Linked DNA regions of Mus musculus: region 2 is linked to region 1. The links are chromatin loops, found by intact Hi-C in ENCODE. Cell type or tissue: heart. All regions are shown on one strand. Each heading gives the region's core, and the rest is flanking DNA. Links, peaks and the distances in the headings are about the cores only.

The links. A loop is a pair of places that touch in the nucleus more often than their neighbours do. Peaks named below come from ENCODE experiments on the same cell type or tissue, not always from the same donor. Only the 100,000 strongest peaks of a DNase experiment are listed, where the experiment ranks them.
Region 2: a loop joins it to region 1, with 2.7 times the contacts of the local background. A loop is called at or near these places in 6 of 42 quality-filtered maps.

Annotation. Positions count from the first base shown.
Region 1 is chr2:37,481,693-37,490,033 of GRCm38, reverse strand. It overlaps Rabgap1 (RAB GTPase activating protein 1), which reads right to left. Exons shown (of 26, transcript NM_146121.2): 6 at 6,149-6,306; 7 at 2,858-2,968; 8 at 2,456-2,522; 9 at 201-303. It also overlaps the pseudogene Gm17893. Among named protein-coding and RNA genes, the nearest start is that of Gpr21, 31 kb to the left of the region's middle. In heart, for the core only: CTCF peaks have their summits at 4,251 and 4,455 (motif pointing right); no DNase peak of the experiment used is centred there.
Region 2 is chr2:37,417,962-37,426,302 of GRCm38, reverse strand. It overlaps Rc3h2 (ring finger and CCCH-type zinc finger domains 2), which reads left to right and starts at 3,400. Exons shown (of 22, transcript NM_001100591.1): 1 at 3,400-3,536; 2 at 6,836-6,871. Zbtb6 (zinc finger and BTB domain containing 6) reads left to right here. Exons shown (of 2, transcript NM_146253.5): 2 at 1-803. In heart, for the core only: no CTCF peak of the experiment used is centred there; a DNase peak (open chromatin) is centred at 3,262; H3K4me3 peaks cover 1,938 bases; H3K27ac peaks cover 1,688 bases.

The sequences.
Region 1 (8,341 bases), core at 150-8,149:
CTCTTTTGGAGGACCCAAGTTTAACTCCCAGCACCCACACTGTAGCATAATTATCTGTTACTGCAGTTTCAAGAGATTTGACCCTCTCTTCTGACCTCTACTGGTACCAGGCATGAAGGTGCTGTACAGACATACATGTAGCCAAAACATCCATACATGTAAAATAAGAATGAATAAGGCCTAAAAATATTCTGTACTACCTTTAGGAGTTTCTTCATTCACAACTTGAAAATGTGGGGATTTCGGGTTCCAGCTTCCAGTAATAACATATGATTTTCCATCTGAACTTTTGCCCATAGACTCCTAAGGAAGAGTAAACATAAACCTTAATGCTAAAGGCAGCTCACCCTCATCTTGAGGCTTTTCAAAACTAGGATTTCAGAACACACAACGTTAATAAGGATTGTACTGAGTTTTTCAAGTTTATAGTGTATATAATAACACTATCTACCTACCTACCTACCTACCTACCTAAGATGGAAGTCTACAGGAATCTACACTGCAGCAAAGACTTTAAGTTTCATGTTACCCACAACAACTACTGTTCTTTGCTAGGAAAGAAGGGGATGACAGTGTCTCATAATCAATGATGACCAGTGGTTGCAACCAAGTTCTAGTAATTGCAGATCACCTGACAATGACTAACTAGACTGGGTCCATGTGAAAAGTCTAACTGACCACGTTGTATCCCAAATTAAACAACTGCTTCCTATAACAGCAACTTTGACGGTGTTTATGAAGCACCAGTGCTCTGATATAAGGGATAAATTCTGCTGCAAAAGCATAAAACCAGACCATTGCATTTGCCTCTGCAACCATCAACTTAAAAGTCTCCTCTCAGGATGCCAGCACTCTCATTCCAGAGGAGAGAATACAATGAGTTGTTTGTCTTCCTTCCAAGTTCATCACTGCAGATACAGTAATTACTCACACTTGCAATTGCTTGGCCTTCTCTGGGATGAAACAGCAAACCATTAATGAAATCTGAATGGCCCTCTAAAACCTTATATTCATTTTTATCTTGATGATCTGAAATAAATAAACCTAATTTTCATATTAGCAACTGAAGTACAAAATTTGATTAGTGGAGGACATGATTCAAGGCTAGTTTCTGACTCCTATGCTATTAATAATGATTCTAAGATGAAATAATGTATAGTGTTTAGTATTCAACTCTTTCCGTGTTTTTTCTTCTGGACATGAACACTGTCAACAGCCAAATAAACACAGCCGCTATAGTTGATTAGATTTATTGATTCTCCAGTATAGAAGGCATGTACTCTAATATAAGGGATAAATTGCTCTGATATAAGGGATATCATTCATAGTGTAGACAGCTTTTCATGTGGCATCTTGCTTAGTAATTTATGTTGAAACTCAAAAGACAACAAAACAGCCTTCTACTGAACAGTGTGTGAAACAGAGACGTCACTGATGTATGTAGCCTTGAGTAAAGATGCTCAAGTATCAGAGATTGTTTAAAGGCAGAGAGAGGAGCACTTGAATGATTTCAGTTAAGATTAGCACATCAATTACTTGCATAACTGGTTCTAAAGTTATATGTAAGATAAATGTACATAAAGCATTGGTGAAATTTATAACTTTTAGTTTTATAAATAATGACTTTCATATACTTGCAAAAATAATACCTCCTACTATTTTCTTTCTTTCTTTTTTTTTTTTTTTTTTCTTTTTTGGTTTTTCGAGACAGGGTTTCTCTGTATAGCCCTGGCTGTCCTGGAACTCACTTTATAGACCAGGCTGGCCTCGAACTCAGAAATCCCCCTGCCTCTGCCTCCCAAGTGCTGGGATTAAAGGTGTGCACCACCACGCCCGACTATTTTCATTTTTTATTTTATTTTATTTTATTTTATTTTATTTTATTTTAAATAAGGTCTTGTGTGATTGCCCCTACCTCCCAAGGGATCTTATAGGCTTATGCTACAATTACTCCTACTTGGGTTCTTTTGTTGTTGGTGGTGGTGTTTTGTTTTGATTTTGAGTCAGGGTTTCTCTGTATAGCTCTGGCTGTCCTGGAACTCACTCTGTACAGACCAAGCTAGCCTCAAACTCAGAGATCTGCCTGCCTCTGCGTCCCAAGTGTATGTGCCACTGTGCCTAGTCCCTACGTGTAAAGTAAAGGATCTGACAGTTTGATTCTTACATCAATCCTACCTCATAAGTAGACAAAAAATATTATTCCCACTACACAGGTCAAGACACCAAGGCTGACCTACACATTCAAGGTCAGACTTGTAACTCCCATGTCCCTTTGTGCATTGCTTTGTTGCTTACACAAACACTTTTATATAAGTGTTTATATATAAGACATGTTTTGAGTCTAATGTGATAAGGTAAATCAATAGACAAACAAGATAGAAGTAGTTTATAGATTTCTAATAAAAACCAACCACAACCAAAAGAGCCCACAACAACAACAACAACAAAATCTCACCAAATCCAGCAAGTGCATATCACTGTTTCGGACATCTTTTCCTGGGCTAAGGAGAAGACCAAAGCACCTGTTTAAAAAAAAAAAAAAGAGAGAGAGAGAGAGAACTGACATAAACTTGTAATAAAACTAAGAATATAACTTAAACCAATATTGTCATCATAATCATCTTTACCTGAGCTAAGCAATTTTTTTCTTTTATTATCACATACTAGAGATCAGCAGTAATAACTAAAGATTTATCAGAGTGATTTTGAGAGTAAGAAACACTGCAAAAAGCACAAAATAATTACCAAGAGTCAATATACTCTGTAAGTAAAATTCTAATAAAGTGTATGACTACTCTACTAGACAGATTAAAAAACAAAACTCATATTTACACTAAACATAAAAAAATATGTTTACCTTTCAATGGCAAGTTCTTTGTTAGCTGTTTGCTGCACACAGATAACAATCTTCTTATCAATTCCTTGTCGAAGTTTAAAGCATTGCCTGTCCTTGTCTTTGGGAACAGCACTGTAAGAAGGCCAGCATATTTCATTAATGTTGCTAACAATTATCTTGTCAGATACAGTGGTAACAAAGACCTTAAATTTCTGATTCTTTCCTCTGGTTTACAAGTAATAGCAAGAAAGAAACTAGAACTGAATGTGAATAACAGGATGAAAAAAATGTGACCAATTTCTTATTGCCTAGCCATGACAAGTTACTAATCTTATTGCCTAGCCATGACAAGTTACTAATCTTAGGTAGTGCTGACCTTGTGTTATTAATACTAATGTTGTTATTATTAAAACAAGGAAAGGAGCTAATAAATACCAGCTTAATAAAGATGAAAAAGCCACTTTACAAAATTAATCACCAAATGTACCATCTATTCTCTAGCTCTAGGGGCACTTTTTTCAAAGGTAACAGTGACAGAGGTGACCAGCCATGATGCAGGAACTCTTATCACTGTAAAACACTAACTTAACACCAATGGGACTATTGGTAGATAAAATAATGAGTAGCTGAACACTGTTAAGTATTTATCACTTAGATACTCCCTTGATGTGCTGTGCATTTGTGTTAGTTGCCAATCTAATATTCTCTAATACTTTTATTACAAAGCAAAGAATTCTAGCAAAGGAATCTTCAAATGATAAACATGTTCAAAGAAAAATTTCATACTCCAAACTGTTAAGTATTTCTGGCAAACAGGCCTCATTTTCATCTGTCCTTATGTACCTTAGTCCCTCTCATTTTAAAAAATATTTACTATGTATATAGTGTTCTGCCTGTATGTATGCTTCCATGTCAGAAGAGGGTACCAGGTCTCATTATGGAAGGTTGTGAGCCACCATGTGGCTACTGTAAATTGAACACAGACTTTTGGAGAGGCAGAGGTTTTAAGCCTCAGAGCTGTCTCTCCAGCCCCTAACTTAGTCTTTTATAGTCTAAGGATAGTTAAGTATAAGTAAACATAACTCTCTCAGCAGTTTGAAACAGCAATGAGCTGAGTAAATTACAACTCAGAAGTTGCCTTGGGTTCAACTTCTGAGTTGAACAATACAACTCAGTGCTTGCCAAATATGCCTTGGGTTCAATCTTCAGTGCCAAATAACAATACAAACTCAGTAAAGTCACCTGACGCAGAACTATTTGGTCTGCATTAATTGGAAGCAAAATGGAAAGTGTAACCAGTGGGAATTCACTCTATTGAACATTGGGGGCCAATTTGTACTTCTTGTCCTGTTAGCTATGTTACCTTTACATTTAATCCTCACTGTATACCTTAAAGAAAGATGATCAAGACTTGGGAAGCTGAGGCACAATTCTATCTGGTTGAGTTGCTTGTAACGTTAAATGAGACCAAATCAATTAATCAAGCAGGCAAGTAAACAGCCAGGCAACCAACCTGAACCAATCATTTTGAAAGTTTCTCAGGGGTAAATTTTTACAAGTTGCTTGGTAATAATTATAACAATGTAAGACTGATTTCTTTTTTCTAATAATAAAACTGGCCACCAGGTGGCACTGCAATTCCAAACAGACACTAGTTTCAGACAAAACTAGTCAGCTACTATTTTTTTTACTGGAAAGTGATTTTTAGAGATCATATATTTTCTCATAATTTGATTTTGCCCATGTTATGAGGAAGACATATGTACATATGATTATTAATTATGACCACTCATTTTATGATATGAGCTATATGGGAAAAAATCCAGTCATCTTGCAAACATTTAGACACAAAGGATTTGTGTGTAGCCACTGCATCTTACAAATAAGGGAATTATAGACTGGAGAGGTAAAGGAACTTCAAAATGGCCACACTGTTAAAATTAGCAACAATTAAACAAAAGTTTTAATGTTTATTTCAGGGTCCTTCCTATTATTCAAAGAAATATTTCACTTAAAAAACCAAACCAGCCAGGCATGGCAGCTCAGACCTATACTATCAGCGGCTGGGAAGCTAAGACTGGAGGGCTACTGTGAATCTGTGGCCGGCTGGAGCTTCATTCTGAGGTGATTTTGTTGCTGGTGTTGCTATTGTTTTTTGATCCCCATTGGTTTTTCAGACAAGCTTTCTCTGATTAGCCCTGACTGCCCTGAAGTCACTCTGTAGACCTGGCTGTTAGGCTGGCCTCAAACTCAGCCATCCTCCTGCTTCTGCCTCCCAAGTGTTAGCTTATATTCTGAGTTCTAAGCTACACAATGATTTCCAGTTTCAAAGGATAAATGAGTGAATTAGTAAAATGAAATAATGAGAGATGAACACCAATCGTAGGGTTTTTTTTTTTTTAACTGTATATAGAAGGCTCGACTTGGGACAAAGCCCATTATTTCCCTTTTTATGTGTTTAGACAAACTTTAATGGTAAAACTGGATGTCAAAAAGCTCTTTAAATAAAAATCAGACAACCAAACTAACAAAAAAAGCAAGACAAATTGTGCTGGACAGTTTCATGCCAACTTGACATGAGTTGAAGCTGTATAAGGAAACCTCAGTTAAGACAATGGCTCCATAAAATCTGCTGTAGGCAAGCTTGTAGGATATTTTCTTTAGTGATTTATGGAAAAAGGTACAGTCCATTGTGGGTGGTGTCATCCCAGGGCTGGTAGTCCCGGGTTCTATTTAGAAAGCAGGCTGGGTAAACATGAGGAACAAGCCAGTAAGCAGCACCCTTCCATGGCCTCTGCATCAGCTTCTGCTTTCAGGTTTTGGCCTTGTTTGAGTTCCTGTTTTGACTTCCACCACAGCAATTGTAACCCTAACTAAGATACCAATATCGCTATAAATGTAGTCTACCTAACTTTGGCCACCTTGAGTCCTAATTTTTATCAGCTGTCAGTCAACCATTCTGACTTAAAATAAAAGATAGTCATAAGATGAACTTTTCTAATGCTTTAAACATTAACACTGTAGCCAGGCAGTGGTGGCACATGTCTTTAATCTTAGCATATGGGAGGAAGAGGCAGGTGGATCTCTGTGCGTTCGAGGTCAGACTGGGCTACAAGAAAAACCTGTCTCTAAAAACAAAAAGAAAAAAATTAAAGTAAATCTTTCTTTTCTCCCTTTATTACTGCATAAACGTATTCCCTGTAGAAGTAATCATTTTAAGTATCAAATATATCTAGTCTGACCTAGTTTCTTCTGTACCACAAATAATAGTATACTAAAATTAAGCAAAATAAATAATTTGAGATGGCCTACCTAAAATAACCTTTACCATCATCTTCTTTTATTTCTAAAGACACAGAGAAGGTAAAGATGTCGCTGTCAGGAGTCTGTGGTGCAGCTGTGGCTGAGAGTGGGGTCTGCTTGGCAGAGCGGCGGAAGGCGGTGGCAAAACTGTAAAGTATCCGGCTCACCTATAAGCAGAGATGTCAGGAAATTGGCTGTTATCAGTAAGACAGAAACACTCTCCCTCCAGTGGCCAGTGACTCACAAAAGCATTTGCTGCTAGACTTCTTTTACATGAAACAAGCAAAATCAACTTTTAAGGATACAGTTCAGAACAGCAGTTGTTTTTGTGTCTGGGTGTGTGTGTGTGTGTGTGTGTGTGTGTGTGTGTGTAACAAAAGGGATCACTCTTGAATGCTAGACATGCTCTCTCTCTTAATCTGGGCAATGGTAGAAACTCATGCAGGCTGCCACTGAGGAGGTCTGCACTTTATACAGAGTCCTTTTCGGGTTCAATGAGATAATGCAGCAAGTGAAGGCTTTCTGAGCAAGTCTGGTGACTAGACCTGGATTCCCGAAACTCCATAGGGTAGAAGGAGAGGACCAATGCCAAGTTGTTAACTGAATTGTATACCCCTACTCCCTGTATCATGTACAAAAACATGCAATCATAATAAATATATAAAAATAAATAGGAAGTACTTTATTAGGGTTAGATGTTTACTTACTTGGGAGAAGGTAATCACTTGTCTTTCCCTTAGAGTTTTTTTTTTTTTTTCAGTTAAAATTACCTAATTTGTTAGATTTCTAAATTAAAACCATCAAAGAGGGATTTTTTAAAAAAAATAACAGAAATAGTTAATATTAGAAACCTAAACCTGGAGAAAGGTTGACTCCCAGGTGCTCTAAAATGCCTAGGATAACAGGTGAAGAGACCACAACATCTGTCCCAATACCCAGAGTAACTGGTCCCACAGGATCCAGGGACATAGGAACCCTAGTCAGCCCAGTGGCACGGGTTCCTTCTGGTCTGAACCTGCACCTGGAGCAGACCTGGGGTACTGGCTCTGCACCCACTCTTACAACACCCAGAGGGACCCAACTCCCAGGTGCTCTGAAATGCCCCAGATCACAGAATCAGGAGGAAGCTAGACTTTGAACAAAACCATCCAGAATCTAAAGATGGAAATACAAACAATAAAGAAATCACAAAGGGATACAAGCTTGGAGACAGAAAACCTAGGAAAGAGATTAGGAGTCATAGACATAAACATCACCAACAGAATACAAGAGATGGAAGAGAGAATCTCAGGTGCAGAAGATACCATAGAAAACAGTGACACAACAATCAAAGAAAATACAAAATGCAAAAAACTCCTAACCCAAAACATCCAGGAAATCCAGGAAACAATGAGAAGACCAAACCTAAAGATAATAAGAAGAGAATGAAAATTCCCAACATAAAGGGCCAGTAAATATCTTCAACAAAATTATAGAAGAAAACTTCCCTAACCTAAAGAAAGAGATGCCCATGAACATACAAGAAGCCTAAAGAACTCCAAATAGACTGGACCAGAAAAGAAATTCCTCCCGATACATAATAATCAGAACAACAAATGCACAAAACAAAAAAAGAATATTAAAAGCAATAAGGGGAAAATGTTAAGTACCATATAAAGGCAGACCTATCAGAATTACACCAGACTTCTCACCAGACTCTGAAACCCAGAAAATCCTGGACAGATGTCATACAGACCCTAAGAGAACACAAATGCCAGCCCAGGCTACTATACCCAGTGAAACTCTCAATTACCATAGATGGAGAAACTAAGATATTACATGACAAACCCAAATTTACAGAATATCTTTCCACAAATCCAGCGCTACAAAGGATAATAGGTAGAAAACTCCAACATAAGGAGGGAAATTACTCCCTAGAAAAAGCAAGAAGTAATCTTCTTTCAAAAAGCCCCAAAGATAATAGCCACACAAACATAATTCTACCTCTAACAACGAAAAGAGCAGAAAGGAACAATCATTTTCCTTACTATCTCTTAACATCAACAGACTCCATTCTCCCAATAAAAAGACATAGACTTTTAAGTCAGATCTGGTATTGGGTGAGGAAAAATGACTGAAGCCCTGAGGGCCAGAAGAAAGAATTGAAGCAGGCAACCTCAGGAAATAGGAGGTTGGGGGGACCCTCCAGAATGCACCAGAGAC
Region 2 (8,341 bases), core at 248-8,247, 64 kb after region 1:
AACTTAAGAATGGCCAGTTATAGTTGTGAGCGTATTCCCCTCAGAGAAACAGTTTGTGACTGAAGTGCTTCTCTTATTTTTGCTTCCTGAATTGATTTTTGGAAGGGAGGGTTAGGGATGGGTGGAGTAAACAGTGAGTTCTTGGGGGAAGTGGTATGTACTATACTGGGTGTTCAGAACATTTTGAATGTGTTTTAAGTTTTATTCGTGCCTTGTAAGATTGTTGTAAAATCAAAATTTGTGAGCACTTTGAAAGTTTTGCTTGTGGGGAGGGTGTTTTATAATGTGGTTGTTATTTATATTATTTATTTCCATTACGTGGACAAATTGATCCTAGGAGCTGGGCAAAGTGCACATGCCTATAATTCTAGCACTTGGGAGATAGAGGCAAGAGATTCAGTTCAGGGCCAGCCTTTCTTATATATAGCTAAGTTTTAGGCCAGCCTCATATACAGGAGACATTGTTTTAAGGAAAACAAAATAAAAAAGTAAAACAAAACAAAAACATTCCTGGGAGAGCATCCGCTTGCATGACATTTCTGAAAAATTCAGCAAAGTAGAATCTGTAAAGATATGAAGGTATGACAAAGTAAAGTGTAGCATTTATTCATTTTAAATACTTTTAGCTGTTTGTTTATGTCAGAAAAAGCAGTATATTTGGGTTGAACCTAGTATGTACTGCATTTAAATGTGTAAAAGATCTTGAAAAGGTTGTTACTTTGTTGTAGAGAAAATCCTTTCCTCTTTTCATTGGATGTAATTATGTTTGTATGAAACAATAAACCGGAGGTGGGAATGGAGAACTTTGGGCTTGTGTATTTCTATGAATTTTAAAGGAATCATTTTCTCTTTAGTAATAATGTTTTTTAAAATTATGTGTGTGGGGTTATGTGTACATAAGATTTATTATTATATTTTTAGTTATGTGTATGTGTGGGCATATGCTTGCTAGCAGCTTTGGATCCCCTCCTGGAGCTGCAGTGAAGGCAGCTGTGAGCTGGGAACTGCACTCAGTTGCTGTGCAAGAGTAGTCAGCTACATTAACCACCTGGTAATCTATGAAGCCCAAAGACTCACTCTCTCCTGCCTGTTTAATGTACCACCACCTGGCACATTTCTGTTATTTTCAACTGGACAGTGAAAAGTAGAACTACCTACTGGGGCTGGAGAGATGGCTCAGTGGTTAAGAGCATGGACTGCTCTTCCAAAGGTCCTGAGTTCAAATCCTAGCAACCACATAGTGGCTCACAACCATCCATAATGAGATCTGACGCCCTCTTCTGGTGCATCTGAAGACAGGTACAGTGTACTTATAATAATAAATAAATCTTAAAAAAAAAAAAGAACCTACCTACTGGTTTATATATGTACTAAAAGGTAGATAAACAGATTACCAACTGTCATAGGGCTTGTATTTTAATGGAGGTAGACAAACAATTGTTAAGTTTTTGAAATTAATTTGGAAAAATGCCAGTGATTAAAAAATGATAGGGAAAGCTGGGTCGTGCAGATATCAAGGATCAAGGCCAGCCTGGTCTATAGAGTGATTCCAGGACAGCCAAGACTATACAGGTTTTTGAGCCCTGTCTAAAAAACATAATAGGGAAAGGAAGGTGTGATTGTTAACTTTTAATGTGGTTTTCCATGTTTGGGGAATGTTTCCTGTGTGAAATGGAAAAATATCAAATGGAAGTAGAATGGAAAATGCACACACAGTAGGTTAGGGAACATGTATATATAAAATTACTCATCACTGTCCAGTTGAAAAGAACAGAAATGTGCCAGGTGGTGATGGTGCACACCTTTGAGCCCAGCACTCCAGAGGCAGAGTGAGTTCCAGGAAAGCCAGGGCTACACAAGAAACCCTGTCTTGAAACAAAAACAAAAAGAAAATACCAAAATGTACACCTGATTGTTGGGAAACTTTCTTTTTTGATTAACATAATTGGATGAAATTATGAATAATGAGTTATTAATGTATAGCTGGTGGGGCTGCCAGGTGGTGGTACATGCCTTTAATCCCAGCACTTGGGAAGCAGTCAGATCTCTGCGTTTGAGGCCAGCCTGGTCTACAGAGCTAGTTACAGGCTAGCCAAGGCACCAGAAAACAAAACAAACAACAAACAGGTGGGGCCAATGGATCTTTCACAAAAAAAAACAAAATGCAAAAACTAAAAAGCCGATCTTGTCACACTTGCCAGAAGCTTTGTGTCACTGGAGCTGCAGTTGTAAGCAGTTCAGTCTATGATTCTGCCTGGACCTTTCAATTGCTGGGTTCACAGGGATGCACCATCACATCTGCATTTTTTTTTAAAGATTTATTTATTTATTATATGTAAGTACACTGTAGCTGTCTTCAGACACTCCAGAAGAGGGCATCAGATGTGAGCCACGGTGTGGTTGCTGGGATTTGAATTCAGGAACTTCAGAAGAACAGTCGGTGCTTTTAACCACTGAGCCATCTCGCCAGCCCCACATCTGGATTATAACTCATGTATATTTAAAGCTTCATTAGAGAAATTTCCATATTCTAACTTACATACAGATTATTATCATGGATGTTGCTGAACATTTTGTTTCACATTCAGTTGCACATCATTAGCATAGATTCACAATATTAACCTTTTAGGATTACTTTGATAAATTAACTATAAAACTAAAATGCTTTTAAAATATCAGTTATCATACAGCCTGGCATATTTGTTTATAATTGTTGCTTTTCTCATCCTTATTTTCAGTCTTTCTTCATAATTCCTACCTTACAGGTTGCCATAAGTCCTCTAACAAATATTGAGTTATAATTCCAAAACTTGTAAAATTTGATCCTTCTCACTTTTGAGGCATCTGGGATTTTAGATGAGGTAGGTGGGTTTGCCAAACGTTTTCACTTTGGTCCTGGTTTTTGTAAACTGGAGAATTATTTGCTAATCTGGTTAGTATCTCACTACAAAGAGAGTAAAGTAGACTGTAACATAGATGAAGCAGGTTCTGCTCTATGGATGATAAATTTAACGTTGGCTCAATCTTGCAAGCCTCCTGGTCAAGGCTTAGATGTGCAGGGAGTTTCCCATAAGGCCCTTCGTCTTGCCTAGTCCTCGCATCATCTCCCACAGTACTCTGGGGTTCCTTTGTCATGTGACGAGGGTGGCTTTCTTCTTCAGAGGGAAACTGATGCGCAGTTCTGGTGGCCGGGCCACTACGCTTCCCTTCTGCCCCAACTCCCGGGCTTGCGTAATCTCGCGTGAAGTGAACAGTATCTTCTCGCGAGAGCTAAATCGGGATCCCTCCAGGTCCGCCTCCGTGGTGAGGAGGAGGAGGAGAAGGAGGAGGAGGAGGCGGAGGGAGGGAGGAGGAGGAGGCCCCGTCGCGGCCTTCGCCGCCGCCAACGGGGCTGTCCCTGTAGCTCCCGATGGAGTTTGAGGCCCTGAAACCGCCGCCGAGCTCTGCCCCGGCGAGACGAGGCGCCTCCGTCGCCGAGCCGCGCCGTCGCGGGGCCCCCGGGAGCGGCCCTTAGCGACCCCGCCCGGGCCCCTCAGGTAGGGCGGGGGCGGGCAAGATGCGGCTGGGGCCCTGGCCCGGCTGCCGGGTCCTCAGAGGTGGGGCGGGGAGCTGTCTCTGCCCGGCGGCCTGTGCACGGTGGCCGCCGGTACCCCGAGGGTTGGGAGTCGCGGGCCGCACCTGACACGACAGAGAGGCCCCTCGCTCTGGTAGGGCTTTTTGATGCGAAGCGAAACGCTCAGATGGCCACCTTTCTCCAGCACCGGCTGAAGGGACGCCTCTGACCACTGAGGATCCCACCCGAACAGAGGCCGGCTTCCTTCTTTGCTTAACCCATGTAGGAAGAGGGGCTTTCGAAAAGGTCCCCGAGATCAGGTCCTGTCTTAGCGTTTTCTTTTCAGCCCTTGGGCTTACCGAGACCACAGCGCTGGGATGGAGGCGATCTGAGTGTTGTAAATAGGGACCCTGGCTAAACAATGCCCAGGGAGGGCTTAACCTCCCTGGAGGGAGATGGCTGGACCAGGGGATGTGACTAGGAGCGATGGCATGAAGCACAGCCAGGGAATTCTGCTATAGTTTTCTTTCCCCCTTTCTTATTATTTTCCTTGGGGGAGCCTCATAAGGAGACTCTTCCACCATCTTAGGAGAATGGTAGAAAGCATCTTTGTTTCTAAGAGAAACAGCTGTACTTTTCTGTCGTTAGGAAGGAGATAAGGGTAGCTGTCATTTCCATCCTTGAAATCACCAGAGTTTTTAAGATACTGGCAGACACAGCCTTCAGACCAAAATAGTCTAAAGTAATCACAGACATTAAGTATTCAAATTCAGTGATTCTCAACCTGTTTAGATTTTTGTTTAAGCTCCACCTCGGTTCTTTTTAATCCCACTGTCCTCCTAACCTTAGGACCCTAAGGAATTTCTTCTCATCTTGACCCACTGTAATTAGAGTTGACTTTATATCCCGAATAAAGTGTTAAAAGTGTTTTACAAATCTTCCTGTCATTTTTAGTAGTCAGGCTTTAAAGTTCCAGTAAAAACTTGGAGTTAACCAGAGAAAGCTAATAATGGCACACTAAAGTGATATTATTTGACAGAAGGAAAGAAACGAATGTTCTAGTTGGTGGGTCTAGTCTCTTTGTGGTTAACTTGTATACACAGCCTAAGACTTGGACTCATTAAGAATAGTTTGTAGATTCCTGTTTTTACCTTTTATGTGGTTAAAAAACTACATCACTGATCTGACATCAATATCCATGTTAAATTGTTTACTTAAATTGTTTACTAACACAGTCAGTTCTTGAAAACCCAGAGACTATTCTATCCTATTAAAGGCTATTTTCCAATATTACCATTGTTTTGTTGATTTGGTGATTCATGTTTCCCACATTCAGAGTTTGGAAAATTGCTTGAAGGACAAAACACTTAATATATTTTCTAGTCTTGTTTAGGGAAGACAGGTACCATAATTAAACAGGCTTTTATTCTTCGAGAATTGAATTGAAATCTAATTCATTAGTGGAGCCTTTGAATTACCCCATGAGTTATTGTTGTGTTAGTATGACATGCAAGAAGACGTTCTTGTTCATGTTTTCATTAATTTAGTTTCTGTGTTTGTAATTTGCTGCCTTCCAGTTGTCAGAGGCATTATTTTCTACACTTAGGATTTTATATTTTAAGACTAGAGCCTGTACGTTATGTGATGGGTAAAAATGCTATAAATTTGTAAAAAGTTTTGTTTATTTTGTTTTTTGTTTTGTTTTGTTCTGTTCTTTGAGACAAGATTCCCCTTCACAAGTAGCCCTGACTGTCCTGTAACTCACTATGTAGACAAGGCTAATATTGAACTCAAGAGAACACCTGTTTCTGCCTCATGAACACTGGGACTAAAGGTGTGCACCACCATCCCTGGCTTAACAAGGCTGTAATAAGTACATGCTTATTTTTGGTTGGACCTGGTTGAAATTTCATTTCCTAGAGATGGAAAAGGGAAGTCTATGATTAAAAATAAAGCTAGTTGGAAATTAAAGATGATTTGTACCCAGTCTCGTGAGAATTGTTGATTACATCTCTAATTTCTAATTCCATTTCTAAATCCTTAAGTGTGTGACTCGTACCTCAAAATTTCTAATAAAAATCAGATCTTGAGTATTATTTTATATTATTTGTAGTCGAGATTTGCTTTTACTACTTGATAGCCACATGTGACAGTTAAGGACTTAAAATGGAGTTAGTGTAATTTGAAATGTGTTGTTAAATGCAAAATGTATACTACATTTCAAAGACTTAATGGAATATTCTATAACATTTTAATATTTAGGTTTTTACATGATTACATGTTAAAATGATATTTTACTTATAAAATAAACCACCAAAATTGATTCCGCTATGGTTTTTTCTTTTTGAAAACCAGAGATTGTTGTATTTTTTTGTGGGTTTTTTTTTTATTTATTTATTTATTTTTTTTATGTGTAATCCATCCTGGCCTTGAACTCACAGAAATCCACCTACTTCTGCCTCCTGAGTGCTGGGATAAAAGGCATGTGCCACCACTGCTGGAAGTTTTTTGATATTTTTGATTCAGGGTCTCATTTGACCCAGCCTAGGGTGGAACTTGCTCTGTAGCCTAGGCTAACCTTTAGCTTGCTAACTGTCCTCTTGCCCTGAACTTCCTTCGTATTTATAGGACTCAACTGCCATGCGGTGGCACCATACATACATACATACATACATAAAAATATACATACATACATGTGGAACCCAAAACTTTCCCAATGGTATCCTTTTAGAGTCAGAATAATTAGAGTAACTAAGAACTTCAGTAATAAGAAAGATAAGGTTAGCCACATGGTGGCGTGAGCCTTTGGTCCCAGTACTTGGGGAGGCAGAAACAGGTGTATCTCTGAATGTAAAGCCAGCCTGGTCTACAAATTGAGTTCCAGGACAGCTAGGAATGGAGAAAGAAGAAAAGAAAAGAAAGATAAAGTTATTTAGAGGCAGAATAAGTAAGTTCAGTCTTGAAGTATTTCATGTTTAGCCATCATTAAGAAGCCTATTAGAATGCATTGAAAGCTCTATCTTATTTTAAAAATTGGGTTCAGCCCCTAATTTGAAGAGTAAAATTTGATCTCATCAATTTTATAGATTAAAACAGAACAACAGTTGTTGTGATATAGCTCTTTTTTTATCCAAAATCTCTTTCTTGAGAGCTGAGATGTAGAATTTGCTTCTATTAGCTCTGTTTGCTTGTTGTTTTTAGGTTAAATCTTACATTGTACTTCTGATGCTTTTAGTATGATTTTAAGTCTAAAGCTGTGTTTTGTTTTGTTTTGTTTTGCAGTACCGGGGATTGAATTTAAAGCTTCACAAACATTAGGCAAGTGTTCTACAACTGAGCTACATCCTTGAACAAAACTAATTACTTTGATATGTTCTATATGGGGAAGTGTCAGTGTAGTCCACTATAGTACTCAAATGTAAATAATGATTGTTTAACAACCAACCTCTAAGTGTATAAGTGTATAAACAGAATTATAAAATACTGTGTTACACTATTATGTTTTACACACAAAGTAGTGAAAAAGACATATGCTCTATTCTGACTTTTTAAAAGTGTCATGGTTCTGAACTGACTATGTAATACGAGTAACAGAAAATGAAAGTATTTTGCTAGTACACTGTTTATTTCGGTAAAGAAGTTTGTAATTTACATCTATAAAACAAGTCTGTTACTCTTTGTATATTATGAATTTGGACTTATATCAAGGAACTTATAGCTTGGGAGTCTGAGCCTGTTTAAGGTTCTGCCTCTACTTGAGTATTTCTCCTTCTGTGCTTTATCTTACGCCTTGTCAGTGTTAAAAACTAGGTACTGAAATTAGTTAATAGTGAGAATGTTTTCTCAATCTCTGTAGGCATCTAGATTTTTGGGCTTTTTAGTCTATTTTATCTCAACTTGAAACATGTGGGAAGTATATTTGGGATAAGTGCTTTGCTAGTCACTATAAATGTTAGCAGTTATGATGTCATATCTACTGAATCAAATAAGTTATTGTAAAATATGTTACTATAAGCCTAAAAGTTCTATAAATTAGTATACTGAGCTCTTGATTGTTTATTTATATGCTTTTAAAACTATAAAAATAGTAAGAGGTTGGGCATATTAAAAAAATAGGAGGCTGGATGGTAGTGGTGCACACTTTTTAGCCCCAGTACTCAAGAAGCAGAGGCAGGAGTATCTCTGAGTTCAAGGCCACCGTAGTTTATGAGCTCCAGGACAACTAGGCTGTTAGAAAGAAACCCTGCTTCAAAAAAAAAATTTGGGGGGGATAATTGTAAAAGTATTTAGATAAACTCAAGAAGTACCTTTCAAATAGAGAGCTGAAACTCCTATGCCACCAATGAAATATTTTAATGGTTATGCATGTTTCTCTGTTTTGGATAAAATGTTCATTTTTTTATTTGCATAACTTAGAATTTATTGACCATAATACTAAAGGAAAGCATCTTTAGGAATCAAATCATATTGTGTAAAGAAAGTTTAGTAAGTTTACTATCAGAATCTGTGATATAGCAGGGGAAAAAAATTGACAGTGTGGTCAGTTTCATTTGAGCTATTCTTTACATTTTACAGGCATTTATTTAGTTTTTAATATGAATTAGTATTAAAAGCTCTTGTCTAGATAAATATATGTATGTGTGTATGTATGTGTGTGTGTATACACATATATTAAAGAACTGTCAGGTGCATCTGGAGCACTGTCCCAATAGTCTTGGAGAAATAAGGAAAAGGGTGTTAGTTCTTTGTTTGCTGTTACCAAGCAGTTTGTGAAACCCTAATGCAGTA